Regions from separate parts of the Mus musculus genome. Here all the other regions are linked to region 2. A link is a loop called in an ENCODE intact Hi-C map of the cell type or tissue named here. Cell type or tissue: heart. All regions are shown on one strand.

Evidence for each region. Hi-C counts contacts between places; a loop is a spot of excess contacts. Peaks named below come from ENCODE experiments on the same cell type or tissue, not always from the same donor. Only the 100,000 strongest peaks of a DNase experiment are listed, where the experiment ranks them.
Region 1: it touches region 2 in a loop (7-fold over the local background); 5 of 42 quality-filtered maps call a loop at or near these places.
Region 3: it touches region 2 in a loop (2.6-fold over the local background); 3 of 42 quality-filtered maps call a loop at or near these places.
Region 4: it touches region 2 in a loop (1.9-fold over the local background); 3 of 42 quality-filtered maps call a loop at or near these places.

What each region holds. Positions count from the first base shown.
Region 1 is chr15:64,476,954-64,484,953 of GRCm38, reverse strand. No RefSeq gene overlaps it. Among named protein-coding and RNA genes, the nearest start is that of Gm46509, 23 kb to the left of the region's middle. In heart, no CTCF peak of the experiment used is centred here; DNase peaks (open chromatin) are centred at 1,843 and 4,123.
Region 2 is chr15:64,417,113-64,425,112 of GRCm38, reverse strand. All of the region lies in intron 2 of Gm30563 (a long non-coding RNA gene), which reads right to left. Among named protein-coding and RNA genes, the nearest start is that of Gm30563, 29 kb to the right of the region's middle. In heart, no CTCF peak of the experiment used is centred here; a DNase peak (open chromatin) is centred at 3,172.
Region 3 is chr15:64,537,349-64,545,348 of GRCm38, reverse strand. All of the region lies in intron 1 of Gm30632 (a long non-coding RNA gene), which reads right to left. Among named protein-coding and RNA genes, the nearest start is that of Gm30632, 7.3 kb to the right of the region's middle. In heart, a CTCF peak has its summit at 3,035; a DNase peak (open chromatin) is centred at 2,708.
Region 4 is chr15:64,359,270-64,367,269 of GRCm38, reverse strand. The region is part of intron 1 of Asap1 (ArfGAP with SH3 domain, ankyrin repeat and PH domain1); the gene reads left to right. Among named protein-coding and RNA genes, the nearest start is that of Asap1, 20 kb to the left of the region's middle. In heart, no CTCF peak of the experiment used is centred here; DNase peaks (open chromatin) are centred at 4,429 and 5,599; H3K27ac peaks cover 363 bases.

The DNA of each region.
Region 1 (8,000 bases), 60 kb before region 2:
CACATTTAAAAAAACCTTCACATGACCCCAAGGTCTTCATACAAATCCCTTGAGTTCATGTAGAACCTATGAAGCTTAAAATGTGGAAAAAAGACAGGTGATTGAATATATTTTCTTACACAAAGTCTGCAAGTGAAGAAAATAGTCACACTGATGAAATCATTTGCCACATTGAAATCATCTGCCAGGTTGTAAACAGCTTATCTGGAGGCCATATGATAAGAACTGTGGGAAGTCTCCAAAACCTATACATGGAACTCAGCCAGCAACCAACCAAACACTGGCTTGAGTTCTGCTGACAACCTGATTGTGCATGCTACGCCCCATCCATGCTTCAGGTAATCCCACAGCCTAGTTGAGACCTCATGTCCAGCCTTGTAAGGCTCTGAGCATTCACTTTCTACCTTTCCATTTGCAGGTTAGACATACACAGGCTCCTGACCAACAGAAACATAATGTGTATTATTTTAAGATGTCTGGTGTGTGGTAATTTGTTACAATACTAGAAAAACTATTATTGAAACCAAACATAAAGTTATTTATAACTCCATCTTCCTCCCCTGGGGTTTTCCCTGATGGCAAGCTCATTTGCAGGCAGACCACCAGTAATTATGGTTGTGTGGGAGGCAATCCATCTTCAGAGACGCTCCAGAAGCCATCCTGATCACATGAAGGAATCTGCAGAGCCACGAGACAGAAGAATGCAGGCCCTCAAATGCCAAGCTACTCTTCTACCTCTGAGCCACTATCTCGGAAAAAAAAGTACTTCCACACCATTGATGAAGATAGATTCAGAAATAGTAGAAACAGCTTCATCCACAGACATTTACTTAAAGAGATATTACCAATGAGAATAAAGCCAGGGCTATTCCATAAAGTCCTGAAACACATTCATTTATATATGAGTGGAATCTAAGACTCCACATCCAATCAGTTAGCCAAAAATAGTTCCCAGAGCGTAGAGTGATCATCTATACGTACAGAGTGATTCACCTGAAAATCTCAGAAGTAAAGGGAGAACCTCTAAAGTGTGTACATATGTATGTATGTATAGTATAGTATAGTATAGTATAGTATAGTATAGTATAGTATATATGGTATATATAGGAAAAATACATATCTAGAAAGAGATGTAAAGAGTTAAAAGGGAAGTCACAGTACTATTTCAGAAGATTGAATGGAAGCATGCTATTGAAGGGGTGAAATGTTGATTTACCATTTGGTTGTGGAGCTTTTGGCTTTGGAAGACACACCACAACACTCACTTGGTTGGCACTCCATTTCTCCCAGACTCTGATTGCCCAAGTCTGCCCACTAGTGAAGGCTGATATGAGCTCCATAACTGAGGTCAGCTCAGGTGTTTTTCAGTTCTCCCCAATGACCCTGAGAAGCCATTGACCCTGTAGCTTAGAGCAGTTCTTCTAGATTTAGTGTGAAATTTGCTGCCACTATGATGTTATAGGGCACCTCCTTCCATCTTAGACTTCAGAGGCTCCTAGGGTGGTAAATACGTTTAAGTCATTATATTTAAGCTATTACATTTAAGTCATTGAGACCCATGTGCTGAGAAGTTAGGCCCACCTGATTTTGGTGAAGGTTTTGCTATAACTATTAGACCCATGGGTCACAACATCATAGCCAAGAGTCAACTTATGATGCTTAAATACAGTTTCTTGCACAAGGTGCAGTCCATGTGTTAACAGCGATTTCCATCCGGAATTCCTTCCTCATGGCTGGCCTCCAGGGTGGAATGATTAGCTTGGCATGAAGTCCAACACTGTGCTGGCAGACCACACATAAGATAAGAAGGAACTGGAATGGAAATCTGCTTGGACCAAGATTATAATGTGTCCTCCAGAGGTTGGAACCATCGAAGTTGTCCCCTGATGGTGTCATCTGGTCTGAAGCTCCTTGGTCCTTTGAACTGCAGCCCTCATATTCATCATGACAATTGGAAAGGCCTCCGGCCACTTGAGGCTTTCTCTTTGTTGCCGTTGGCTTCATCTACTAAGGGAGAAGTGGAAGCAGGCAGCCTAGATTCTTAGCAAGGACTACTAGTTGTGTTAATATATAAAGAATGTTTCGTCCAGAAACTTAAAAAAAAAACAACAGCCTAAATTCTCACAATCCATTACTGAATTCTTCTCAACAAAAGCCTGAAGACCCCACTCTAGCTGCTGAATTCTCCCACGTACAAACTTTACTTGGGAATATGCTAAGAAATAAGTTCCAGTCTCTAAGAGCTGATGGAACTACATTCTTTCATCTTCATAGAAATATATGGTTCTTAGAAAATAGTGCATTCACTTACATTGTGCTTATTTCATGCAGCTATGTCTAAGTTGCAGTCATAAGGTATAGATCCCTTTTATATTTCTTTCATCTGAAAATACTATTTTCTTGATTAGAAATATCAGAAAAAGCTAATGCTAAAAAAATTAACAAATTGTACTGGAAACAGCCAGGGGAAATGACAAATTCTTTACATGACTTTTATCTCTTCTTAAACTTCTAAACACTGTATTCAAGGGCCACAAGGAAATCTGATTAATCCTGGCAGTCTAGATTTTCAAAATTTGTACATGAAGTATATTTGACCACACAATGTAAAAGGGGAAGGATAGAAAGACCATTGAAATGCACATGGAAAGAGTCTAATGTTGATTCTAGGTAGAGTATGAGATGTTACATGTATATATCACAAGTCTAGAGTAACTACTAAAGGTAGAAAACAGAGGGAATATTATTTGGTCTTCTCAGGGTACTTAAACAAAATACCGCAGACTGGAAGCAGTTTGCACAGTTCTGGAGAATAGATATACAAGGTGAGGGAGAAAATAGGTTTTGTAAGGGTTTTCATATTGTGCTGTGGTCACTACCTTCTCCCAGTCTTCACATGGCTGCCTCTTGGTGTGTAAGCAGAGTGGATAACCTCACCATCTCTCTCTACCTCCCTCTCTCCCTCTCTACTTCATGCCTTTTCTTTCAAGGGCCCTATTTGCATCATGCAAGTTCACCTGTGACCTCACATAAATCAAAGCATGTCTCAAATGTGTCATCGTCAAATATCAGGCAAAAGGGTAACATTCCAGCAAATGGATTTAAGTGACATAATTAAGTCCAGAAAATTGTAAAAACGAACAAACAAAATGTAATGCAGGGCTAGGTAGCTCAGTATGAGAATACGAGGCCCTGAGCCCCAGCCCCAACACTGGAGAGAGGGGTGGTGGGGGGAGAGGAGGAGAGAGGGAGAGAGGGAGAGAGGGAGAGAGGGAGAGAGGGAGAGAGGGAGAGAGGGAGAGAGGGAAAGAGGGAGAGAGGGAGAAATGTGCAAATGATTCAAAAGATGGCAAGAGACAAAAAGTGGAAGAAGAATGAAAACAAATGTCAAAATGATAGAACTACATACAAACATATCAAGATTCACATGAACTAAAGTCATTTGGAGATAAGGACACCCAGGCTCAGACCCATGCTGTAACTTGACCACAGTACACAGATACAAAGGGCATAGCAACTGTCCAGCCTAGCTTGGCCCTGACTCCCAGATTCTGTCTAAAATGTGAAACACTCTCATCACATTCTCCAAGTAGTCATGTCTCAGGCCTACTCACAGAAGGGGTACTAATGGCCATGGTCAGAATCCAGATGCCTATACAAAGAGAGATGATAGGTTCCCTTGCTCCAAATACCTGAATCCTTGAGATTATGGGCAGAGCTCACCTCCTGGCTCTTTCCTGGAACACAGAAGTGTCCATATCCTCTAAAGGCCAGCCTTTGAAGACAGGGAGAAAGGGCTTCTCCAAGGGGCATCTTGCAGGCTCCTTGGAGTAAGTTCTAAGGGTTGTTACCAAGACTCAGCTAGGAAGCCCTCAGTGGAACTTCGAAATAACCTCCTGTGAGTACAAAGCTGCCTTAGGCACCTGCCCCCTCCACCGATGCTGCCCTGGTTGTTTTCGCATTGTTCAGGCTGAAAAGAATTCCCAAGACCTTCAACCATGACCTCAATAAGTGATACGTTGCAGTTTGCCAAGATGCCATGAGACAGAAGACACTGTCCTGGGTGGGACACACTGCTAGTGTTCTCTCCCTGAGCCTAATTCAGGAAGAACCAGTTACTCCTAATCCACGTCCAGGAAACTATCAGGTGGGTGTGCTTCCTAGAACTGGCTACACTTCCCTAAATCCCCCAGAGAATAGCTTCCTGTCAATCAGCCTCAGAGTGATTACAATAAAACTCCAGCATTCCTTTATAATAACAATAATAAATGCAAGTACCATCTGTCACGCATCTAATTGGCAAGCGAGGTAGCTTTTATTATCCTTTTGATAATGCTAATAATGACTAGCAGAGTGTGCCAGCCCCTGTGCTAAGAAACATCGGTGAATTCTTTCATGCAGTCCTCCCAGTAAACCTATGTGGCAGGTAATATGATTCCCGTTTTCTTAGTAAAAGGTCTGAGGCTTAAAGAAATGAGTCAACCAACACAAGCAAGTAAGAGAGAGGCCAGAACTGGAGGCTAATTCTGTCTCTCTGAGAAAGGTTATTCTGGTAGCAACATCTTAAAAGATGACAGTAGTATGTTAGTATGTTGTTTAGAAAATTGAGAATATTTTTATTCATTCTTTGACAACTTCATATGTGCATGTAATATATGTGACTCATTTCTCCTCTAACTCTTCCCTCTAACCCCCAGACTTCTCCCTCACGACATATTCTCTCCCTACCTTTATGTGCTCTTCTTAACATTTTAAAAAGATTTATCTATTTATTTACTTATTTAATGCAAATGAGTATGCTGTCTTCATGCACACCAGAAGGGGGCATCAGATCCTATTACAGATGGTTATGAAGCACAATGTAGTTGCTGGGAATTGAACTTAGCGCCTCTGGAAGAGCAGCCAGTGCTAGAAGAAAAGCCAGCGCTCTTTACTGCTGAGCCATCTCTAAAGCCCTCTTCTTAGCATTTCTAAAATAAAATTAAAAAAAAAACAATAATCATAGAAACCCCCATTAAATGAACTCATGAGGGAGACCAAACCACAAGGAAGAGACCTCATCTTGAGGGGTAGAGAGCAGTCTCAGTGTATGGAGGCATGGCCACCTAAGTTTGGATCTTAGTAAGATTGTGTCTGCTGGCATACTCAAGGCTTGCTCTTCTGTCCCTTAACTCTGTCTTCACTTTGTTCACTTTGGGTCTGACTGGAGCCCAATGCTTCATCTTCACCCCACATTCCAACTTGGTTGTTCCCCTGAAAAGGCCCATCTTCACTGTGATCCCTAAGATGAGCATACGGTCCCCAGAGCTGAATCTGTGGAGATACAAATCCACAGGGGAAATTGCACGTGGTTTCCAGCAACTCTCCTCTGTAGAGAGCATCTGTAAAACTGGATCCTCTAAAAACTCAGGGTGAATACGCATGTGCAGCGCAATGGTTCTTTTATTCCTGTGTTCATTTACCTACCGTGTGCCAGCTGGTTGCATGTGTCTCGCTGTGAGCTTTCACAACAACCCTTTCAGGTGGTTATTACTAACACCATTTACTACGTGGAAATCTGTGACCCCGAGTGGTGAAATGATGTGACCGCAGCACATAACAAACTCAAGGCAGAGTTGGGTGTCATCATAGCCGTGCAAGGTACCTGTCACTTGGTTACTTTTAACCCTTCCGAAGCTCAAGTTGAAATAAGTCCCAGTGCAATAGTATTGGGCGGAAAGGTGAGGTCTTCAGGTCATGGGGACTCTGCTCTGATGAATCGATTATGCTGATTAAGCTGAAGTCAAGCTCTTGCCTCTTGCACACCTCTTACCCACTGTTTTCCACCACAGGATGGCACAGCCAGCCAGTCCTCAACAGACAGGAGCTCCTCAAACGTTGGGCTGTCCAGCTTTGAGATCTATTTTTTTAAAAAAAAGAAATCTCTGCTTGATTTCGTTACAGCTGCCTTGAGTAGACCAAGACAATCCCTGCTGATTTGGAGCTGCCTGAGATGAAAATGGCACCCGTGACGCTTTCCTGACCTGATGCTTTAACAGCACCCGTGGTCAGGAGAGACAGCTCACAATCCATCTCTGACCATGTCTCTGCCCTTCCCTTGGTTCTTACTGGCTTGTCCCCCTTCTTTAGGGGACAACACATGCTTTCTCTCCCATCTGGACCTGCACCTGAACTCTCCTCTTTGCTGAGCATGTTCTGGTATCACACCTGTCTGTCCTTTCCCAGCCAATCTTAGGCTTTACTTTAGTCATTTGCATCTGAGGTTGTGTTCAGTGTTTGTGTGTGCTTCCTTTGCCTTGCTGATTGTTCTATACTCTTCTATGTTTGTTCATCTCCCCATTAGGCTGAAAACTTTGGCAAAGACGTGAAACCTGTTTGCTTTGTTCAGTGTACTATCGAATAAGACCTAACACCAAAGATGCTCATTGGATATGGGACCTGATGGTGGCTAGTTGTAGTCAGGCAGTGTCATTTTCTGAATTGTGGATGGCATAGTTTAACTAGGAATTCAATATTATTAAAAGATGCAGATTTCTTTGTGTGTGCACACTTGTGTGCACATTCTCACAGTAGGCAGAGGAGGATGTTAAGTATCTTTCCCTATCATTCTTTGCCTTGTTTCTATGAGTTAGGGTCTCCCCCCGAATATGCAGCTAGGCTAGTGTCTACAAGCCCTGGATCCTACCTTCTCTATCTCCACAGTTCTGGGGTTATAGATGTAGGTATAGCCATACTGGCTTAGTCATGTGGGTGATGCTTAGAACAAGTAACCAGGAGCCCCAGATGGGTTGAGGTAGAGAAAAAAAAAGCAGAAATAAGAAAGAGGATTTTAAAAATGTGATAAAGAGATTCCCATAAAAATAGGAAAGAAGGGAAGAAAAGGAAATGGAAGAAAACAGTACTTAGAACAGGATTTGATAAGTTTTAAGGACCTAACCATGAGCAGCAAGAAGGGCTAAGCTAATCTTCAAAAACTGATCTCAGAGTCACCAGAACTGCTTTAGGTTCTATATTGTGTTTTGAAGTGTTTGGGATGATTTTGGTTTGTCTGTTGTTGATATGTTTGTTGTTGTTGATGATGTCATTGTCATTTTTATTGTGACGGGGCCTTAAACTGCTATGCAGCTGAAGACGGCCTTGAACTTCTGACCCTCCTGCCTCTACCTCCTGAGTGCTGAAATCAGAGCACAGTCCCATCACACCTGGGTCACACTGTGCTGAGAACCAAACTCAGGATGTCTTCACGCTAAGCAAGCACTCTACCAACCAACCAAGCTACATTCCCAGACTGTTTTCTGTTTCTGAAACATCTTTGTTGAAGCATAGCCCACATGCAATGCGAGCAACCTTTTGACTACGTACAACTTAATGTACTTTGTTATCATTATGATTATCTTCACAGAATTGTACAGTCAGGCCTATCAATTTAAGAACATTTTTTTTCATTGCCTCAAAAGGAAACCCAGTATCTTCTAGCTGTCATCTTCCACACCCATCCTTTCCAACTGCAAGAAACCACTAATCTACTTTCTGTCTCCATGGGTGACTCGCCCATTCTGAGCATTTTATACAAATGGAGTCATACAGAATGTGGTCTCTCGTGACTCACATATTTGTTTTAGTATAATGTCTCCAAGTTTCATTCACGTTGTAACATCTGACAGTATGCCATTCCTTTCGATTTCTAAATATGACTCACCTGTACAGTTCCACATTTAATTCATTAAGCAGGAGGTAGGCACCAACATCTCTCATGGGAGTTACGGCCCACCCTTGTCCTATTGATACTCTTGGAGCCCATCATACACTATGGCTGTACCACCTGCAGAACTTCTCCTTGCTTGTGTTGTTAATCCAAACACACCACCTAGTGAGGAAGGGTCTTTGTAATTCATGTCCACTACATATCCAAGTCCCATCTTACTCTACTTCCAGTAGTTCCTCAAACAGACTCTATTCTCACGTGCCTTCATAATAATTCCCCCAGGGAGCACCATGAG
Region 2 (8,000 bases):
TATTTAAATACGTGTTTTCTTTTAATACTTTGGATGAATATTTTTAAATGTAAAACCTTTCTTCATCTGGAGTTGATTTTTTTTTTGTATAGGAACTAGGAAGAATGTCATTTTAGATGACTTCCATTTGTCTGAACACAATGCCAATTTTAAAATAATCCCCCTGTTTCCACCATTTGAGGAATCCTCTTAACCACATTTCTGATGCATCAGAGCCTATTCCTAGACCCCACTTAAGTTTTTTGCTGGTGTGTCCAGTTATGTGCTATTACCAAACCGCTCATTTTATTTTAGCTTTACTGTGTGCTCCATTAGCTTTCAAGCATAGTCTACCTTAGGTTTTTCAGAATCTGTATATGTTATCAATGAATTCTTTTTTACACATAAGCCTCACTATGGCTAATTGCACCAAAAATGTATTCTTAAAGTTGAGATTATGTTCAATTTAAGGATTAATTTAGGAACATCAGACATTGTATAGTATGAGTATGGAGCCACCTCTCTTATAAATATTTATTTCTATTTATTTGTGAATTTGTACATAATCCTCAATGGCATCTTTATATTATATGCACACATGTGTGTGTTACAAGGGTAGAACCCAGATCTTTGTATGTGCCAGGCAAGTGTTTTACCACTGAACTGTGCCTATTTTCTTCATATACATGGTAACATAACTTGATATGAAAACTAATTTGTCCATAGTTACTCTAAATTGACTTTTTAAAAATTTTTATCTATTTATTATGCTGGAAAAAAACTGATTTTCTCACCCAGACATCATGCTGTATTTGATTGCTAAAGATGACTTTTAATTGAATATCCTAGGTTAGTAACTATAAAGGCTATATCTATACCTGATAATCATTTGCCTCATTATTAGTTCTTACATCTCTGGGCTGTTTGTTTGTTTACCTGCCTAAAAACACTGGCTATTAGAGGTATATCCCATGTTCCAAACATTAATGTGACTTACTAGGGTTCCAAGAATAAGTCTCTCTCTTCCCCCTCCCCATCCTCCTCCCCTCTCTCTTCCTCCCCCCCCCCCGTGTGTGTGTGTGTGTGTGTGTGTGTGTGTGTGTGTGTGTGTGTGTTTGCATGCTTACATATAGGATAGGGATAGAGGATGTTGTAGACCTTGCCCAGAAAAATGGACAAAGCAGGTGAATGCAGAGATGCCTTCTTTTCCTCTCTCCTTATTTTCCAGCTCTAGGTAGGCTAGCTCCCTTGGCTGGGGGGTGGGGGTAGGGGGACTCCTGGAGGCCAGGATGTCTCTTCCTTCACCAGAAAGGCTCACTGGAGTTCAGTTCCTACCTCTAGTTTTTCGCTGACTGTCTGCTTTCTCATGTTCAAAGAAAGCTATTATTATTGGGTCAGCCCACCTCCTGGTATGGAAACCACTTCATGGGGGCAGTGACATCAGTCATAAGGAATATCCATTATCAAGGGTCTTTAAGCAGCTATACAAATTGTCATCACGGTGGGCACTACAGATTACTAGCCAAGTGGAAAATACACCACAGGATCATTTGCCTTTACATCCTACCCAGGGGTGATGCAAGCTCCCAGAACCTGGACAACACTCTGGCTGGCTCTTGGCCCCTGTATTTCCCAGGAAAGGAAAATAAATGGTTGGTAGCATTTATAAGTGGTACGCTGGGGCCTTTGAGGACAAGCCTGCTGTTTCTCAGGTCAAACTTGGTGAGAAGAACCTTGACAGCTCTAGCCAAGCACTTGCTGAAATCAGTGTTAAGGTTTGTCAGCCTGCCACAGCCAGCCAGCAGCCCCATACTGTGACGAGATATCTGCAGGACAAGGACCAGGCAGATCAAATCAGGGAAGCTACTGCCAGCATCTAAACCGCCGTGTTAAGATGCAAAACCAAACAAGAAACTGGAAACTTTAATCCCAGCACTCGGGAGGCAGAGACAGGTGGATTTCTGAGTTCAAGGCCAGCCTGGTCTACAAAGTGAGTTCCAGGACAGCCAGGGCTACACAGAGAAACCCTGTCTCTGGAAGAAGAAGAAGAAGAAGAAGAAGAAGAAGAAGAAGAAGAAGAAGAAGAAGAAGAAGAAGAAGAAGAAGAAGAAGAAGAAGAAGAAGAAGAAGATAGCTCCCACTTCTGTTCTTAAACAAATTGATGGAGAAGCCGTCAGAACCATCGGTGGGTAAGTGGGCAGGGTCATGAACAGTTTCCAGAAGAAACATGCAAGGGTTTATTTTCTCCCTTCTTCTTATTTATTTAGAGTCCCTTGGCATTCTGCAGACAGCATCGATATTACCTTGGCAGTCAAAGCAGAACGCTATTAATCTAGACAGCTATTTTGAAAAGGGCCCGAGGCTTCTTCCTCTGCTGTCTTTGTTCTACAACAAGATGTGCATTTAAACATCAGAAGCTGACAGAGATCGGTAGTCCCTGTGGACAAAGAAGGAAGGGTCAGTGAGTGGGGTCATTCAAGGGAACAGAAGACTCTCAAAGGTGAAGTGGCATTTCTTGGGTCTGGGTCACCTGCCAGGTGATCAAGGCTAATGGAACAGATTGATTATTTATCAGCTCTGGGATTTTTCCAACACACTGAGGTTCCTACGATAGTTATCCTATCTATAAGCCAGAGATGCTATGTGTATCTTCAAGGACTGATAAGTAATAAGGTTGTGTATGGAAAGAGAGTAGGACCTGATACATAGTAAATATTCAGCAAGTTAGGATGCAGGAACAGCACTGCTAACAAGAAGAAAGGGAGGGGGGAGGGAGGGAGGGAGGGAGGGGAGGGAGGGAGGGAGGGAGGGAGGGAGGGAGGGAGGGAGGGACGGAGGGACGGAGGGAGGGAGGGAAGGTTATTCTAGATCAATGGAAGGTGCACAAGATGAGACTTTGGTCCTCATGTGTGGAACATCTATGTAGCCTAGACAAGTCATGTCACTCCCAGGTCCCAGATGATCTCAGAGCTTCCAGGTTTTGTTCTGGGCTGCCCAAGACAGCACCTCACTCCCTTGGCCACTGACATTCCCATATTGGACCTGTAGATGTGGAGCGTCATGGGTGTGCCTCAGATCAGAGTGAGATACTACAGGCAGGCATCTCACTGGCATGCTTGGCCCGCCCTTCCCCAAGGAAGCTGACCTCTTGTTTGGACCTCTCTGGCATTTCCATGGAGACAAGGGATTTGGCAGAGAGGGACTGAAAGTTCTTCCTTCAGGAAAGCCTCCTCCCTTCCCCAGGGAGCCTATGTTCTGTGACCCAGCTTCCCGGAGACACTGAAACTAAGGCTACCTCCCTCCCATCCAGGCTGCCTCCAGGGACAGGGTTCAGGCACCCTTTCAGGATGCCGCCCAGGGGAGCCAGCTTAGCCTGAAGTTGGCTCTGCCTATACCCACATAGCTTCCGGTTAATGGCAGAGTCCTTCCTGAAGGCACCTACTGTACATTCCAATGCAAAAGGAATTCCCACCATCCCCTCAGGCAACTGAACCCTTGCAGGGAGGGGATTAGGGAGTTGGACTACAGCTCCGACTGTCTCCTCTGTTGGCAGAGCTTACAGCCAACAGGCTATACCCTGAGAAAGATCCTCAGGACCAGCCTCTATGACGGTTGAACCCGTGAACCTGTGAGCTTCTGTTGGGTTCCATTCTCCTCTGTTCTCTCCATGCTAAAGCAGATCTCTGCTGTGTCTCTTTCTCCAGGCTCCTTGGTGACATCATTGCTGAGACTGGCCTGCTTCCTATACTGTATTGAGGGCTTGCTCCGCCTTAATTAAGGGACTATTGGTGCTCTACCACTGAGCTATACCCCAGCCCTCCAGTGTCTGTTCTCAGAGGTTCAAGCAGCTGCTCACAGCATCTCCCCGTTATCTCATAAAAGTAATCTAATTGAGGAGTGTTCCATTGCTCTGCTTGTGTGAACCTCAACGGTCGTCCTGTGATGAGCATGTGGTGGGGGGTATGATGTTGTCCTTTTTTACAAGTGGGGAAATTGAGGCCCAGAGAATGCTCTGAGGCTTCCCAGGGTCCCCAAAGCCAGCAAGCATAGAAATGGTAGCAGAATTAAACCTTGGGTCAATGATAAGAAGCTTCAGGAGTCTCTGTCACCCATAATTCCTGTTACCCAGCAGCCATCCAGAGGGACACAATAGTTTATTTACCGCATCTTAGAGGAATGAGACCAAATTTACATACATTCAGCAACTTGTTTTTTAAGGTTTTTGTTGTTGTTTTGTTTTGTTTTTGCTTTTGTTTTTTGAGATAAGTTCTCAATAGACTATTCACTAGGTAGTTAAAGTTGGCTTCAAACTCACTATATAGCACAGGTTAGCTTTAAACTCACTACGTAGCCCAGGCTAGCCTTAAATGCACATGATCTTCTCATCTGTCTCCCAGTTACTGGAACTGTTGGCATTTACCTCCACACCCACTACCCAAAATAATCTGAGAACATTTTGTCTCTAGAGATGGGAATGTAAACCCAGATTCACTGAGCACCACAGCCTACGACTTCATCATATTACATTACCATCCCACACAGTAGGTCGACCTGTGATGGGAAACTGTCTCTTATACGGGAACTGCCACTCCAATACCTGGCACTTCCTATGATGGGATCTTGCAGGTTGGCTGGGCTACAGAAATCCCTGATGAGGAGGACTGTGTAGAGGGAGCACCCAAGTCCCAAGGGCTGGAGAGAAACAGAGCCGGTCTCTCTGTCCTCTGTGAGCCGATAAGCAGTTCAGCGGCACTTGCACTCAAGCAAGTCTGACTGAGCTGTGGCTAGAAAAAGAAAAGTAGGTCCCTATGATGAAGAGGAAGACCAAGGATGACACAAGGTAGAGGCTTCATCTTCAAATGCTTACTGGTGATAACAGTGACCAACGCAAGATGTGAGGAGAAAATACACACCTACTATGCGCAAAACACTCCTAACTGTCATCAAAGAACCCACTGATAACACTGTCTTCTGATGTGTAGGTCATCCCTGTGTTCTAATACAAGGACAAACCCCACCCTTACTCTACAGCCACAGCCAGAACAGTGGGCTGTGTGAGGTGGCACGCACCTGTCAACCTAGCCTTCAGGAAGCTGAGGATTGCGGGTTGAGAATAGGCTGGCAATGGCAATACTATCTTTAAAAACCAGGGTTGAAAAGAATGGCAAGAAGAACCATGGTCAGAACCACTTGCCAAAGAGAGTCCCAGCTTTGAGGAGAAAAGCTAACGGGAAGAGAAAATGGCTATTCTGTATTCATACACTCTTCCCAAGATGGTTGAAATATAGAGCCCCGGGATATTTGTCTGTCAGAATGTGCTCCGTTGCAAGTAAGAAACGCTGACAGCGTGGCCCAAACATGAGCAAGTTCATGGTTTACCTCAGGTGACTTTAATTTGTTTTTCCTCAGGCAGTCTCCTTCCAAAGGATACTATGGTACAGGGCAGTATTGAAAACTGAGTTTCAAGGTCACTGCTAGCTGTAATAGTTAAGAAGATGCTAATCAGGCTATGCAATCCCCTCAAAGTAGTAAACCAAGGAGAAAGGCATTGCTATTAAAGGACACTTAAAGGACTCAGGGAAGTGAGGGGCTGAGGTCCTGCCTGGAGCTACATTCTATTTCTGGACTTCTGGGGTGAGGCCTGGTACCAATTAATTTGAACCCAGAATTGTCATTAAAAGGGGGGGGGTAGAAGGAAGCAAATGTAGATGAACTAGCTACTCTTAAATTCTGCATTTCCACTTCTCAGACCCTTTTCTCTTGAGAGAAAATGGACAGAGGGAACATGCAAGAGCCCCTTGCTTATATAGCCGTCCTCTGTGCTGGGCTGTCTCATGAGAGACGCACAGGCTGGCCCAGGGCGAAGTCCCTCTCTGGGTGCTGCACATGTCTCTGTAGTCAGCAAAACCTTCACCCACTATGTCTCCCCTCCCCCCCCCACTTCCTCACCATATCCTCAGCATATGATAAATGCCTTACCAGTTGTCACCTGACAGTGGATGGATTTGGGGATGGGAATGGTCTTATAGGTGTTTCAAACACAGTCCCCTCTGCAACTGTGACCCTCTGATGTCCTTAATCTGCCTTCCTGCTAGACCCTATGACAGTTTCTCTGCCATACCCTTGTTTGTGCCAGTGGCTCGTTCCATCTGGCCTGTCCCCCCATCCTCCTGACTTCTGCATACACACATTCATCTGATTTTTCCTCCACTAAGGCCAATTTCAGCCATCCTTCCTGAGGGAAGTTTCTACTGAACTCATCAGTGTGGGGAGCCACCCTCACATTCGCCATTACAAGATGGCACTGACATCCTGTGTTCTAAGTGGTAAACAAATAATCTGCGCATGTGCCAAGGGTAGTTCTCCACTCCGTGTGCTCTGCCTTCCCCATGACGACAACTCGGCCAATGGGCTGCAGCCAATCAGGGAGCGACACGTCCTAGGCGGAGGATAATTCTCCTTAAAAGGGACGGGGTTTCGCCATTCTCTTTTTTGCTCCTGAAGATGTAAGCAATAAAGCTTTTGCCGCAGAAGATTCCGGTTTGTTGCGTCTTTCCTGGCCGGTTGTGAACGCGCGTAAGACATCAGCCCTTCCCCAGTTTATGCCTATACCATTGCCTATACCCTGATCATGGAGATTAGGTTGAATATGTCTATTCTCTTTGCTCATCAGACTCTGCCACTCCAGAGGCCAGGGACCCTGTCTGCTGTTATCTCTGTTGCCTCTGTATCTAGGCACAGTACCTAGATCCTAATAGGTGCTCAATTAATGCTCCAAGTTTGCAGGGCACATGTCAGAGGCCTAATGTCTGCCGAGGAGGGCATAGTGGCTTGATTGCACAGACTCTGATGTCAGACAGCTTGAGTGTAAATCTTACAGCTCCACTTGCCAAATGTGTGATGGCCTAGTTACATCAAGGCAGGAGTCCTCCTCCTGGAGATATAGCAAAAACCACTTAAAAAAGTACAGTATGCATGTGGTTCTTAGTCAGTGCCTAACTCACAGGGTAAGCTACCATTACCAGTGCTCATGATGTTATCACAGGTAAGTCTTTCACATCTCCATCAGTAACTTTTCTAATCACTGTGCCCCAATACACAATAGACATAAATGAAGGGATTCTTTAATATGGCTCAGTTTCATGGGACACAGACACTCGTGTCCCATGGAGACATGTGGAGCACCTCCACAGTGGTGGAAGCCTCTGACTGAGGCTTGTTTCTATCCTGGTGACCAGGAAGCAGAGCTCAGGCTGGATCCCAGCTGAGCTATAACCTTCTGAAGTTACTACTCTGCAAGCCAGCCCTCACCTCTATACAGTCACACAGCCTCTCAAAACAGCACCACCAGCCAGGCGGTGATACTGCAGGCCTTTAATCCCAGCACTCAGGAGGCAGAGGCAGATGGATCTCTGAGTTCTAGGCCAGCCTGGTCTAGACATCCAGCTCTAAGACTGCCAGGGTCTCATAGAGAATCCCTGCCTCAAAAAGCAAAACAAAACAAAACAAAAACCCAGCACACCAACTGGGATCCAAGTTTTAAAGACTCAAGCCTCTGAGGGACCTTTTAGATTTAGACTCAAACCATAACAAACTGTCCTCAGCCATCTCTAGTTTCTTCCTTCATAATGACTCATAACTGCTCAATTGGGACTCTAGAGAGATGTTATAATATGTGAATCTCTTATACAAAGGGAAACTCCTATACAAGCAATCCTTCCACAGTAAGCTGTAAACCACCTCTCCCTTTCCCACCTCTACAATTCTCTCTCTCTCTCTCTCTCTCTCTCTCTCTCTCTCTCTCTCTCTCTCTCTGTGTGTGTGTGTGTGTGTGTGTGTGTGTGTGTGTGTCTCTCTGTCTCTGTCTCTTTCTCTGTCTCTGTCTCTCTATGTGTGTGTGTGTGTGTGTGTGTGTGTGTACGCCTCTCCAAATACATTAGAGAATGTGGAAACATCAACCATTTGAGTGAAAATTAAGTTATCATTTATAATTAGGCCAAGAACACTAGAATATGCCGCCC
Region 3 (8,000 bases), 120 kb before region 2:
CTTGACAGCAATAGGAACCCTACCTAAGACAACTTCCCTGATTACACCACCTTTAACAAGAGTCCCAATCCAGTAAAACAGCCAGCCACAGGGACTAGAAGATCTCGGTGGATGCTTTAAATTTGAGACTATTGAGATGGGATGGAGGAGATACTGTTTACTAGCTGAGACGAAAGAGAAAAGGATGGTCATGGGACAGTACAGAGCCAGGCATAAGGATGGAGATCTGCTCAGAACAGTGGGAATCTGGTCTATTGAGGAAGCCCCAGACAGACACAAGGTTGCCAAGAGGTGAGGAAAGGAACAGGGAAATGTTCTCTGAGCAGACAGCATAGATCGGTAAGTGGCAGTTTCTGTCTCTGCCCTCAGATGTCTGTACACATTAGACAGCCTTCGTCTGAAGAATGTGTGTTCAGAAAAACATGGCACATCATTTTTATTCTGTTTGAGCATGAATGAATTAAGCTTTAATGGCAACAATTACCATTAAATTGTGACAAAACACTTGACAGACTCAACGTTAGACAGAAAGGGTTTGTTTGGGCTCAGGTTCCGGGTGGAGTCAGGGGTCAGTTTGCGATTGTTGTGAAGCCATGGTGGATGAGGAAGCAGAGAAAGTCAATGCTGGTATTTGGTTGGTTGTCTCCTTTTCTCTTTTATTAGATCGAGGGACCTCTATCCCACAAGATTTTCTTTCTGTAAGTGAAAGAGTATGTCTCACAAATCTCAATCTGGTCCATTGACACAGAATACTAACAACCACAGACACCAACTGTCATTGTGAGAGTTCTGTGAAATAATACAAAAGCACTTAGCTGAGCAGCTGGCTCGACATAGGGTAGCTCTTATTTTTATATTGTATAACTATCCTATTGGTACTATGACAAATTATCACAATAATAATAATAATAATAATAATAATAATAATAATAGTCGCAGCTTAAAGCAATACACATCCATTGTCATATGTTTTACAAACTGGAAGTCTGGAATTCACATTATTGGACTAAAGGTATTAGCAAGATTGCCTTCTTCTGGAGGCTGTGAGCAGATAGAATTGATTTCTTTCCCCTCTGTAGTGTTTAGTATGTGTTTCTTGACTTGTATTCCACCATCTTCAAATCCCAGCACTCCAACCCCTGATCTCACCATCTTTCACCTCCTCCATATCACTCTTAGGAGGATTCTGTGATTACATTATCTGTAATCTACCTACATAATCTGTAAATCTTTAGGCTAATATTTGAAGTCTTTTTACCATCTATGTAAGTAACAGTTGCAGATCTGGTGGTTAGAAAACGAGTGAGGAAGGAGAACCATTATTGATCCAGCCATATAAATTAATAATAATGACAGGCAGGAAGTAGATAATAGAATGAGAAATCTGAGAAGTGCATTGGGAATGAGATTTGGTATGTATTAGGAGGGATAGCTAGTTCTACTTGTGAAGTTGAATTTCTGCCTGCCTGGGTCAATGTTTAAAAACCTCCAGCTAAAGTATTATCATGGCAGTTCCTTGATCCTTAAAAATGCTTCTCTGAGTAGTATGGTATTTGTCTTCCCAACATTATCTCAGCTTTCATACCTCCCTCACAGCCTAGCAGAGGCTTTGAGTGGCACTAGTCCTAGCTTCAGAGTGGGAAGAAAAATCAAGTGGTTATAGGGGTTGACCCAGAAGCAATCATATTAGCCTGAAGGGTCTAATCCAAGATGACAGAGGTAGGTCATGAGAAACCCTATACATGTGATATATGAAAGAAACCAGTCTAATGAGGAAGGCAACAAGCACCATAAAATGCTTCTAATTGTTTTAGTAATAGACCACAAAACTATATCTGAGTCCTGCTTTGGTCTTTTCCATTTTATGCTGCAATTCACTCTTCATTATGAAGCAACTGGGGTTCAGATCTTTCCTCCCTTCACACTTAAATCATCTTGAAGATGAGTAAGATTTCCTACATCTATTTGTAGACAAAGAAACTGGGGTTTAGTAAGAGAACAGACCTGTCAATATTGGAAAACCAGCTAGGAACATGAAAAGAATTCAACCTAGACCTCCGAGATACCATAGGCAGTTTTGGTTCACCAACAATGAATGATGGGTTGGAGCTGCTTAGTTCTTTTGCCCCTTCATTCTGACAGCACTGATGGATATGTGCAAAATATCAGGTGGACACAACTATAAAGAGAGCTGCATAGAGGGTAGAGACCATGTCTGCAACCCCCTCCCAGCATGGTGTATACAGGAGACATAAATCACCCAGAGACTGAGTCACCTCTTATGTAAATATCCTTCTTCCCAGGTTAGCTCTCCTTTGGAGATAATTGCTTGAGAAATATTGTCCCTTGGTTTCTCAGGAAAGCAATCTCAACTGCATTTTAATTCTCTCCAATCAAGATGCTATAATGAAAGCTCAAGAGGAGTAGGAACTAAATTGGCTTTAAAAAAAAAAGAGGGATCTAGTAAGTGCTATGAATTGCTCTAAATCAAATGCTCTGTTGTTTCATTTAATCACCATAACTCTTCGGGTGGTGCCATTATGTTAGATGGTCTCATGGGAAATTGAGGCCCTTCAGACTCAGGTCACTTAGCCTGCGCATGAGTGGATGAGCCCAAATCTGAATCACAGGCATGGATACTGAACACTGCGTACAATTTCCATCGCCTCACATGGCCTTCTCTAAAAATATCACTATGATCATTGTTCCTGGGATATTGCCTAATGCAGTGACCTCAGGAACATCAGGCAGGGCTGTCTAGGCCATCAAACAATAAGAGGAAACATGCCAAAGACACAACAGAGGACAATGAGCAGGCAGTCGATGTGGTGATCAGGTGAATTCACAAGGTAGAAACAAAAGCCCACTGGGTACGAAAGTAACTTGGGAACATCGTGGGGACCAGATGGTTTGATACACACCCCAAGGACAGCTGTGCTCCCAGATTCAGTAATTACCATGTTCTTAAAACAGAGGACAGTCACAAAAAAGACCAATGACTCATGCTTTGAAAAGCATATAAGTTTTTGTCTGGCCCCCCAGAGGCCACCAGGCTTTGACTCGAAAGCAGAAGCTGCTGCTTCTAGAAGTAGCAAGATAGAAAGGGCACCTTGCCACTGAATCTTCCCTCTGCCTCAGCAACGAGCTAGCAGCCCATACCAGAAAATAGTTCTGTAAATCAGCTAAAGTCATCTCATACCAGCTCCCTCAGCAAGTGATAATTATGATATAGGAACTAGAAAGAATGCTTGGTCATCTGGTTCCCTGCCTCCCTCCTCGGGTGAATGAGAAGCTGGCATGTATAAAATACTCAAAGGTATCATTAATGATAAAGTCTGCCATATGAGGTTGTTGCTGCCGGGTAAAAAGCCTAACAGCCCCCAGGGTCTCAAGAGACACTCAGTTCCTTAGCTACAGGGGAATAGCCAGATTATTCAGGACGGGAAAAAAAGAAAAAAGAAATTCCATCTTGGAGGATGTATACAGATCCAGAAATAAGACAAGGCAGAAGAGGGCCTCTAGCTTGGGGTGGACAGAGCTCTGGGACACAAACAGTGAATAAGAGAATGGGAAATAGACAGCAAAAGCCATGCTGGGACTAAAACAATATCTGAGCTTCATACATAAATGTATGAACAAGGTGGTAATGTTTTCAGAATGGATTTTCCAAGGCAATAGAAGATATATGACGGGCGTGGTAGGTAGTGAATGATGACAATGTTGGTAGTTGCCATGGTGAGCTGCTGCTCCTGCTGCTGCCACTGCTACTGCTGGAGAGAGTATATGATGGTCATATAGCAGAAGTGTCTAGGATGGTCTGAGTGGTCGTGAAGGGATGGAATGGATGGCTGTGCCAGTAAAAACAGACATATATGTCCTGGTACTGGCTGATAAATGACTGGAGATCCTGATATGTGTGAGGAGGCTGAGATGATGCTGATGGGAAGTTTTGGTGATTAGGATGATGATGTAGCAGTCGTCATAGAGGGGCAATAAATGCAACAACCAATGTGAAATTAGACTTAGCTAAGTGTCCATCATTCTTTCTGGCCTCTTATTCCACAAGAAAATCTGGGTGCTATAGCCAACTAATTCAGTGTTTTAAATTTGCCTAAGTTGTAATTTTAAACTCTTCTCTCCTGGTCAGAGAGGTGGAGAGAAGAACAAACAGTGGGAGATGAGGGGCCTTGAATGAAAGATCCAAGGGCCTCTCACAGCTCCCTGGAATTGCCACGCCCATCTGTCAGACACCTCAGCCTCATTCAACCTTGTAGCACACTGGTTCAGCACAGAAATGAGGATTGGCTAAGCTGTGCCCCAGGAAGCAAGTCTGTACAGAGGTAAGAGTACAGTCTTGGTTCAAACTCCATTCCTTCTACTTCCTAGCTTTGGCCCTTGGCAAGTCCACTGAGCCCTTGATGAAGGAACTGAAGGCAACAATGTGTGCAAAAGGCATATGGTCCTACACTGAGCATACTTCAACCAGTGATCACAGAAATCAAAAGCAGGGGGACAGGACTGCAAAAAGCAGATTCATTGTCCTCCAGGTGGAGCAAAGATGATTTAAAGAGATGTACTTGTGCCCTTCCCCCCTTGACTGTAAGACTATGTAATACTCAGACACACTGGTCTTCAAGTACCTGGAAATTCCCCCCAGGAATCTCATGCTGGGAGAAAGAAAAGGCTGAAAACCTGTGCCAGTCAGATGGGCAACTTTTCTCCCAGAAAGATTTTCTATGATTCTAACAATTTATCAAACTACCTTGCTGGACAGACAGGGGTCCAGACAATGATGGGTCAATGATGAATGGGGACACACTTTTTTTTCTCTTTTTTTTATTATTATTTTTTTTCCATTTTTTATTAGGTATTTAGCTCATTTACATTTCCAATGCTATACCAAAAGTCCCCCATATCCACCCACCCCCACTCCCCTGCCCACCCACTCCCCCTTTTTGGCCCTGGTGTTCCCCTGTACTGGGGCATATAAAGTTTGCAAGTCCAATGGGCCTCTCTTTCCAGTGATGGCTGACTAGGCCATCTTTTGATATATATGCAGCTAGAGTCAAGAGTGCCGGGGTACTGGTTAGTTCATAATGTTGTTCCACCTATAGGGTTGCAGATCCCTTTAGCTCCTTGGCTACTTTCTCTAGCTCCTCCATTGGGAGCCCTATGATCCATCCATTAGCTGACTGTGAGCATCCACTTCTGTGTTTGTTAGGCCCCAGCATAGTCTCACAAGAGACAGCTACATCTGGATCCTTTCAATAAAATCTTGCTAGTGTATGCAATGGTGTCAGCGTTTGGATGCTGATTATGGGGTGGATCCCTGGATATGGCAGTCTCTACATGGTCCATCCTTTCATCTCAGCTTCAAACTTTGTCTCTGTAACTCCTTCCATGGGTGTTTTGTTCCCAAATCTAAGGAGGGGCATAGTGTCCACACTTCAGTCTTCATTCTTCTTGAGTTTCATGTGTTTAGCAAATTATATCTTATATCTTGGGTATCCTAGGTTTGGGGCTAATATCCACTTATCAGTGAGTACATATTGTGTGAGTTTCTTTGTGAATGTGTTACCTCACTCAGGATGATGCCCTCCAGGTCCATCCATTTGCCTAGGAATTTCATAAATTCATTCTTTTTAATAGCTGAGTAGTACTCCATTGTGTAGATGTACCACATTTTCTGTATCCATTCCTCTGTTGAGGGGCATCTAGGTTCTTTCCAGCTTCTGGCTATTATAAATAAGGCTGCTATGAACATAGTGGAGCATGTGTCCTTCTTACCAGTTGGGGCATCTTCTGGATATATGCCCAGGAGAGGTATTGCTGGATCCTCCGGTAGTACTATGTCCAATTTTCTGAGGAACCGCCAGACTGATTTCCACAGTGATTGTACAAGCCTGCACTCCCACCAACAATGGAGGAGTGTTCCTCTTTCTCCACATCCACGCCAGCATCTGCTGTCACCTGAATTTTTGATCTTAGCCATTCTGACTGGTGTGAGGTGGAATCTCAGGGTTGTTTTGATTTGCATTTCCCTGATGATTAAGGATGTTGAACATTTTTTCAGGTGTTTCTCTGCCATTCGGTATTCCTCAGGTGAGAATTCTTTGTTCAGTTCTGAGCCCCATTTTTTAATGGGGTTATTTGATTTTCTGAAGTCCACCTTCTTGAGTTCTTTATATATGTTGGATATTAGTCCCCTATCTGATTTAGGATAGGTAAAGATCCTTTCCCAATCTGTTGGTGGTCTTTTTGTCTTATTGATGGTGTCTTTTGCCTTGCAGAAACTTTGGAGTTTCATTAGGTCAAATGGGGACACACTTAACCAGAACTGCTTAGTTAAACATACTTCTTGCACTCTGTTTACTTATTTTTTTAAATTACTAAGCATCCTTTTTTATTGCTATATTTCTTTTTTTTTCAGAACTCATTATTTTTATTTTTTTATTTTTTTTTATTACGTATTTTCCTCAACTACATTTCTAATGCTATCCCAAAAGTCCCCCACACCTTCCCCCACACTCCCCTACCCACCCATTCCCATTTTTTGGCCCTGACGTTCCCCTGTACTGGGGCATATAAAGTTTGCCTGTCCAATGGGCCTCTCTTTCCAGTGATGGCTGACTAGGCCATCTTTTGATACATATGCAGCTAGAGTCAAGAGCTCCGGGGTACTTGTTAGTTCATAATGTTGCACCTACAGGGTTGCAGATCTCTTTAGCTCCTTGGATACTTTCTCTAGCTCCTCCATTGGGGGCCTTGTGATCCATCCAATAGTTGACTGTGAGCATCCACTTCTGTGTTTGCTAGGCCCCAGCCTAGTCTTACAAGAAAGAGCTATATCACGGTCCTTGCAACAAACGCTTGCTAGTGTATGCAATGGTGTCATCGTTTGGAGGCTGATTATGGGATGGATCCCTGGATGTGGCAGTCTCTAGATGGTCCATCCTTTTGTCTCAGCTCCAAACTTTGTCTCTGTAACTCCTTCCATGGGTGATTGTTTCCAATTCTAAGAAGGGGCAAAGTGTCCACACTTTGATCTTAATTCTTCAGTTTCATGTGTTTCTTGCACTCTATTTAAACCTAAACCTCATGTTAAGACCTTAATATGGGCTTGGACTATGAGGAGGTGTTTGGATCTTTTTATTTGTTTCTATTTCCAGTATGGCCACATTGAATAAATCTCCTTTCTCCTTACTACACTGTCACCTCCTTATTTCTGTTGAGGACATGTGGCTGAGCCTAGCTTGTGAGGGCTTCCAAGACCCAGCCTCTGACTCTAACAAGTCTAGTGACATTATCAGCACTATTGTTAGTGAGCAGCTATGAGAATGATCGAGGTCTGGAACTTTTCCTAGCTTATGACCTTACTGGAGTCTTAAAACTAAAGGCCCTACCTCTAAGTCAAGTCTGAAACCATCCATTCTTACCTGGCTAGTTATAGGGGATACAGAGGAAGTGGTTTTGTAATGATCACCACTGTTTATCACAAAATACCTAGTGTGTTTTGTTCTTTGTAGGTGCTCTCTCTCTCTCTCTGTGTGTGTGTGTGTGTGTGTGTGTGTGTGAGTGTGCACATTTACACATGTATGGGAAGGTACACATGTATGTACTTACATTTATAGACCAAAAGCTGACATGGGGGATTTCCAATCACTCTCCATCTTATTTTACTGAGATAGGATCACTCACTGAACTAGCCTAGAGTGACTGGCCTACTGTCTCCCATGCTGGGATTACAAGCACACCACCACGCCTAGTTTTTTTTCCCCCCTTGCTCAATTCAGTTCTCAAGCTTGTACATAAGAACATACTGACTAAGCCATCTCCATAGGTCCTTCTTTGACTCTTTGATACATAAACACCTCTCATAGCCTAATCCTAATACGTACACTGGTTTGAGCCTGCAGGCCACTTTGAGACTTGACTTGTAATATTGCACACCAAGATGCATTTCCTCTAAAGAAAGCAAAGAGGTCCAGTCCCCTGAGAGC
Region 4 (8,000 bases), 58 kb after region 2:
GGAACTAGAGGTTCCATTCACCAGCAGCAGCAGCAGCATCACCATCACCATCACTACCACCACCACCACCAGCATCATCACCATCAACATCACTACCACCACCACCACCAGCATCATCACCATCAACATCACTACCACCACCACCACCAGCATCATCACCATCAACATCACTACCACCACCACTACCAACAGCAGCACCATCACCACTACTACCACCACCACCACCAGCAGCAGCAGCAGCAGCAGCAGCATCACCAATCACCACCACCACCACAATCATTTTAGTAAGAACAGTAGGAAGAAGCCATTCTGGAGAAACTAGGCTTGAACCTTGTTATTAAATATTCAGAATCCGCAAATCAAAGGTAATGGCTTTTATTCAAATCCAGAACACTTGCCTCCAGCTCTCTCATTCTGTCCCTGGCTCTACGCACCTTTGTGTGACTTGACATCGTGACAGCCAGTTACCATGGCTTCTGAAGAGAGTAGTGTAGGTAGGTCCTCCCTAAGAAGCTGACTCATGGAAGAGAGCTTTGAGGACATAGAGAATGAGGAAGGGAGAGGCTTTAGGGGGAATGACTAAAAAGTTCTAAGTGCTTCGAAAGACTGTGGAGTGAGTCTGAGAGGAGCAGCAGAGAAGCTCAGATCAGGGAGGGGCCAGGAAAACACCCCATGGGAATCACACAGGTCAGAGAGCAACAGCCTGGAAAGGCTGACAAGTGGACGCCTCAGACAGGCCTTCCTTGGAATGGGCAGGCTCAAGCCATTCAGCTTTTCTCTATGACACAGTCAAATGTCCCCAAACTGCCACAGGTGCCTGTTGATGACTCTGCCCCACCATCCTCCTGAAAGTCATTGTCCTCCTCTCCTGCTTTGCCTTTTCCTTTCTCCACCCTGCAGCAGGTGCACCATCCCTTCATGTTCTTGCTCCTCATGCCTCCATCTCTGGTCTCAGATTGATCCTCTCGCTGTGAATGCCTTTTACATTGGTCTACTTGGGATGCAGGGAAGGATGTCCCTTGTCCTGAGCTGGGATACCCACGTTACGGGAGCTGACCAGCCCGCTTTCTGTAGAGTGGACCTCACCCTATCTGCTCCTCGATTTATTTTCCTTGGCCCAGCTTTTCCTTCAGGACGGTTTTATTATCTGCCTCCCTTAGTATTCTGTACCTTGTTAGAACAGAGCCTACTACAGTTGTATTTGCATCTACAGGTTCTGATATAAGTAGGCATCAGATATAGTATTTGGGGGGCTAGTCATGAAACCTTGCATAATTCAGTGCAGTTGACTGCAACAACCAACAGTCCCTACAGTGTTTTTTTTAAATGTGGTTTTTCTCCTTTAAGATGGGTATCTTTGATTCCTTTAGTAGCCATACTCAAACATAGGCCTCTTCTGCTTCTGTAGTCCTACAGCTTCTCACACTGTGTATTCCTTGGCTGAGGAGGAAGTGGAGAAGACACACCCGTTTCTTAAAAGCCTGTTAATGGCTTACCCCATTTCCACCTTCCCTGGCTAGGACCCTGACACATAATCACCCTCAGTTTCAAAGGAGTCTGGGAAATGTAGTCTGGTGGTGTGCCCAGAAAACTTGGTGAGAGTTGGCTGCAGTGTTAGGTGTGAAGAAACAGACAGAGCTCTTTGAAAGTGATGCTTGTGACCATAGATGTTCAACTCCTGGTCTGAGGGGGCTAAAGTCCTACCTGATCCACCTCATTTTGATGCTACTCAGTAATAAGGGTACACTCTGTAAGCAGTTACTGTTGTGGGAGGAAGGAGGGAGGCCATGGACATAGAAAACCAGACTCTGCTATGCAAATGACTAGGGTCTGTTCTTTGACAATGACAATGGCAGCTTACATGTTCCAGATACTGATACGTTCCATCCTCTTAACTATTCCTGTGTCACAAGTGAGTGAACCAAATCTCAGAGCAGCAATTTTCCCAAGGTCACAGTTGAGTGACAGAAGCCAAGTTTGGGTTTCAGCAAGCTGGTGACACAGCTGCCATTCCCGATGTGAGCCCACCCAGTTCTACCAGATGGATCATACTGCCACTGAGATTGTCATAATTTGTGTTACAAGCAGTGAATGAAGTCAGCCTCGGGTCTCCACCTAACAATCTCATAGGAGCCATCATAATAAGTCTGAACCTTACCTAGTAACACTGGTATTATGATTCAGCCCTGTTTTATGGAGTGATGAAGTGAAGACTCAGAGAAGTGAGATATTTCTCTGAGGTCACACAGCAGGGAAGTGATTCTAAGCTTTTGGCTGCAAGGAACACAACTGGCTTAAAGGAGACATGAGGGAACTGGACTGGACCATAGGCTAGGCAATAGGCTGTTTCATTACAGTAGGGGACACACAGCTCCCTTGAATTATGATAATTTCATAAAGGGTCGGCTCACATGCATACACACACACACACTGGATGTAGAATTAACGTGAAACTAACCATAAATCTTACCCATTCATAATGTGTGACTATCATTTCTATGTAGTTTCAAGATGTTTTCTTCACCCACAAAGGAAGCCACAATGCCTCCTGGTTCCCCTCTCCCCCTCCCAGCCCTTGGCAACCACCAGTCATTTCTTCTCTATGTATGCACCTCTGCTGGATGCTTCGCGTGTATGGAATTGTCCGTGTAAGATTTCATGTCTGGCTTTCATTCAGCATGTTTTAGAATTAACGTTGTAAAGATCTACTCAGGCTGTGGTATAGTGCCAGGATTCCTTTTGTCTGGCTGTTTGCTTGTTTGGGGTTTGTTTCTTTGAGACACGTTCCTGCTAGGTAACCTTGGCTGCCTTGAACCATCCTGTCCCTTCATTCCTTTTTATAGCTCAGTAATTCCATTGTGTGGGTAGGCTGCAATGTTTATTCATTTACTAGCTGATGGACATCTAAGCTGTTGCTACTTTTTGGCTGTCATGGCAAGTGCTGCTATGAACATTCATTTACAAGTGTTTATATGAGTTCATGTCTTCAATTCCTTGGGGCATATGCCTGGGGTGGAATCGCTCAGTCATCAGGTAACTATTTTTAACTTTTTTGAGGAGCTGTCAGACCTTTGCAAAGTGGTTGAGTGATTTATTATTATTATTTTTTTTAACATTTCCACCAGCCAGCAGACCTTTGCCAAGACTTGATGTTGGACCATTTTCTTGTCTGTGGCCGAACTAATGAATGTGAAGTGGTGTGTCATGGTGGTTTTACTTGCGGGTTCATAATGACTCATGCCTTTAGCTGCTTCTTCCGTGCTTGCTGGCCAGGTCAAGGAGCTTTAGGAAGGTGTGGCCAGGTATGGGGTAGCGCAAGCTCTAGAACAGCAGCCTGGGGGTTCCTGTGGATATGTGGTTTTGAGGGGCAAAGAGCGAATGGCTGGCAGAGTCTCAGCAAAGGTGTGGGCTTCCTGGAGAGAGCTGAGACTTGGGCTGAGCTTGGAAGATGATCTTCAGCCTCCCCTCTTCCTCCCATCTACTAGGGGGACTCCTTGTTGACTGTGACCAGAGAGTAAAGAGCTGCTCTATAAGTTATGAGGTTGGCTAATGGCTGGTCCTTGAGTGTTGAGTGCTGGCCTCTTGCTGAAGTTGCTTGTGAGATTGTCTATAGTCCTGTGGGATAATCCCCCCTTTATCATTACTACCAGAGACACACAGAGAGCATCTTTTCTACAACAAATACTACTGAGAAAGGATTCTCTTTCTCATCCTCTCTCCTCCCTCCTCTCCCCTCCTTTCTTTTGGGTAAGTTTTCATTCCCTCTCTAAGCCTGTACCAAACGGTGTCTGGGCACACATGGAATAGATAACTCATTACTACAGCCAGGTTGCAGAGAAGGTTTCAGACTGGATGTATAGTCAGATACCAGCCTTTACTAGATCTGCCTGATGAGAGGCCTATTCTCCTTGAAGCTATCATGCTTTATTTGGATATCACCCACAGGCCAGTAACTCACTTGAAGCAAGCTTTCCAGAAAACCCCTGTCTCCCCTAAACGAGAGAGAGAGAGAGAGAGAGAGAGAGACAGAGAGAGACAGAGAGAGACAGAGAGACAGAGACAGAGAGAGACAGAGAGACAGAGCGAGCAGGGTAGGGTAGTGGATTCTCCCTGACCATATCCCATGAGCTCTGAAATGATGGAGCCATGGCTGAAGTTCATTCTCTCCTACTCTCTATGGGTCAGTTGTCAGTCTGTAAGTTCCACTTCTGTTTCCAGTAAGGCAGTGCTTGTCCATTCCCTCTTCAGAGATGTCTAGGTATGCCTTCTGCAAAGCTGGACTTCCCAGTTTGCTCCTTGCCAGGCCACCGCTTTCCACATCAGTCACAGCATGGAGGTGGGTGGTGTGAGGAAGGGCAGTTCTTTCAGCCTGTGTCTGCTGCCAGAACAAGTCAGGAAAATGTCTCTGCAGAGGAAGCAGGCTGACGCTGGAATGTCCTGATCCAGCACATGAAGTCCGTCGTCGTCGTTGTCGTCGTCGGTCGGGGCCCCTGAGGGAATCTGGAAAGTGCCCAGCTGTTTTTCTGCAGTTGGCCATGGGGAAAGGCCCTGACACAGCTGTGTGCCTTCCTCTGCACTTCATGTCGGGGTGCAGATGCATCTTTGTACATGCCTGTCCTGGGAATGGTGGCCTTTGGTTTTAGCATTGGGTCTCTCGCTCCACTCTTCTTTCAGAGAGGGTTCCACACAGCCTAGGTTGGCTTCAGGCTTGCTCTATAGCTCAGCGTGTTTGTAAACTCTGGATCCTTCCGCCTCTCCTCTCTCTCTGAAGTGCTTGGATTTCAGACGTGTGACGTCACACCCAGAACTTCACGCACGCGCAGCTAAGTTCCTTACTACCTGAGCTACATTGCCAGCCCAGCGTCTCCCCTTTTGGTCATGTAGTGGCTCATCTGAGTCCTAGTCATTCAAGATTTCGAGGGAGCAGGGTACCCATCAGGTCAGGCTATTGAGATGCTGGGAGAGGATATCTCTGCTGCGCTTTCTCTTCTCAGGAACCCTCACTGTGCTTGTGAGATAGAGACAGTATGACCCTTGCTTCCGCACTAGTTGCTTCCCCACTGGCACGTTGAGATCCCAAGGAGCTAGTAGCCCTCCTTGGCTAGTAGCCTCGGCCATATATGCTGCCCCTTGGGGGATGAAATACATCTGTCTTGATTAACTGCTTTTAATTCTTTGTTATTTGAGGATAAAATCTTGGGGAAACTGAGGAGACTGGATTAATGTCTGAGAGAACTTTGGTTTGCAGCGGGTTCTAGAGGATGGGACCTGTCAGGACACCTCATACCATGCATAACTGCCAAGCAAGAGGCTTGTAGGAACCGGTGTCCTGATAACGTGTTGCTAATCCTTTGGCAACTGGGAGTTGGACTCTGCTGGGAAAGTCTTGGCATGAGATATTTGTTTGGTTTATTAATTCATCAATTCACTGAACATGCACTGGACCAGGCACAGACCTGGCTGAGGGTCATCTTGTTCCCTGAAGGCTTCTCTGGAGAGGAAGGTGGAGAGAAGTGACAGATTGCTTTCCCCATAATTCTGTCTTGCTTTGCCAGAGAGGTTTTTTCCAACAGCCTTCCATTTCAGGTGGCACCCTGATGTCCACAGCTTGCCGTCCTGTGAAGGTGACCCCAAGTGGCTCAAGGAGTTGTCCTGAAATTACAGTGAGTCGGCGCACCCAGCTCAGTATCCTGTCACTGTGCTGACACCCTTCACACTAGGAGACAAACAGCTGTCGGAGTGGAAACTGTTTCATCGTCATTAGAAGCAAAGACTCTAGACTCCAAGATAATGAATGCCGTTTCTGGAACTGAGAGGATCCTCCTATGTTGGCAAGCAGCAACGTTTCTAAGAAACAGAGGCAGGTTTTCAGAGAGATGTTTGAAGGTTGAGCTGCCTGGCCCTGGTGTTCCTAGGTCATATACTATGAGTTCCTAGGTCACATAGCCTTCTTAAATATGGCACTGGGCTTCCTTGTCCAGCTGGAGGAAGTAGCATGCAAGGCTGCTTGCATGTGTGAGACTATATCTATATCTATGCATATATTATGTCTACTGTACATACTAATTAATAATTCATTTTTGTTATTTGTATTGCCTGCAACTTAAAAGGCATTTCCGCCTTCCTATTTTGACATTTCAAGCAGAAGTGTCTTAGCCCCACCCCCTTTTTAACTGATTCAGGGAATGTATTCTGGCAACAATAGTTGCTACTGACCACCTGCAGCGCAGCAGCCGTTCTTAGGGCTATGGAAAGGGACAGGAGTTCTAGCTGCAGCACTAGAACATTCTTATGTGCTGTCATGAAACTTTCGAACAGCATGTGAAATAGATCCCCTCTCTTGGTTTAATCCCTGGAAGACCAAGTTTGTACCATTTTTGAGAAGTAGAAGGGCAAAGGATGCCAAAGGAAGCGTCAGTTACCCATGTTTTCCCAGAAGGTCTACTTCACAGCAGGCCCTTGAAGGAACTTACTGTAAATTTACTTGTTTATGTATTTAATTTTGAAACAAGGATTTTTTTAGAAAATTATTCAGTCTGGCTACATAGGCAAGGACTATGAGTTCAACTTTAGATCCTCCTTCCCAAGTGCCAGGTGCAGAGGTCCTATGTCTAGCCTGAGGCTACTCTTATTAAGCGAGCTTTGAAAATTGGAACACCCAGTTCATAAAGGTGAAACTGGTAAGGGGAGAGGCAGATACTCTGGTACGTCAGCCGGCATATTCCAGAGCCTCTTCCTTCTGCGCTTCCACTTGCAGGTTGAGAACTTCCTAATTGCAAACCTTCCCATCTGCCTGTGGTCACCCAGCTTTAGATAGGAGCAGACTTGAAATAACAAACCTCTACTGCCATCTCCTTCTGGATGGAGCAGCACTGTGCTAGGCAGAATGACACACGCTCCCACAATGAGCAGTTTCTTTAGGCTGTGGCCTTGTGGGTCCACTTAGAGCCTCTTCCTTTCTGTGTGTTTGATAGCCTCTTGTTCCACCTCAAAACCTGATGCTGCTGTTCTCTAGCTCCCCAGAGCTACTCCATCCAGCCACGTGCATCGCTTTTCTGTTTTATGGTAGCTTCTCCTTTTGTAGGTAGGCACAACTAAAGGTTCACCTGTGTGGCTTGCATCAGAAGACAGTGCTCAGCTTGGGATGGCGTCTTGTTAGCATCTGCCACCTAGTGTGTAGGAATGAATGGATCTGGCCAAACAGAAGATAATCGGATCTCTAGTCCATCCATGTTTCTTCAGTGTGAAGGGTTCTCTTTAGACATGTTCTACGTGAACAAGCAGGGTGAAGGGTTGGGTTTCATTTCTCATTAGCCCTGCAGATATGCAAGAATGTCGTGCCTAGGATTTATGAACTGCAGCTACACGGGGGGGGGGGGGTGTGGGGGGGGAGGGTGGGATGTGCAGGTGAGTTTTCCTGTGGGACCAGGTGTGCTTTGCATGATTCTTTGGAAGATCTAAAGGAGGGATTCGTCTCTTTGTTTCTTATCATGCCATTCCTATATAGTCTGTGCTTGGCTTTAAGTAGACGGTATTGAATGCTGCTTAGACATATACCTCATTTCTTTTGATTCTGGGATTCCTTTGATTACAGAATGCATTATTGATGTCTTAACAGTGCTGGCAGAGAAAGCAGAAGTCAGAATGCATCGGCAGGAATGTGCTTTCTATTCCAGGCATGCTAACCTGTGAAAATATGGCCATTGGAGAATGGAGGTGTAACATGGTTACGAAGAATACAGCCAAGCTGGGTGGCTGGGTGGTGGCTGCTGTCAGGACCAGGCATAAGCTTGTGTGAGGCTGGTCTAGTTAGCTTCTTAAAAGACCCTTTCCACTTCTAACATTCCTAGTGGGAGACACATGGAAGGAGTTGTCTCTCCTGAGGCCACTCCTGCTCTGAAAGGCTGTTGAGATTTAAAAGGACTTAGACATATTTAGGTATTCTAGTTTTATTTCTGTTGTTGTGATGAGAACAGTCTGACCAAAATCAACTTAGGGGA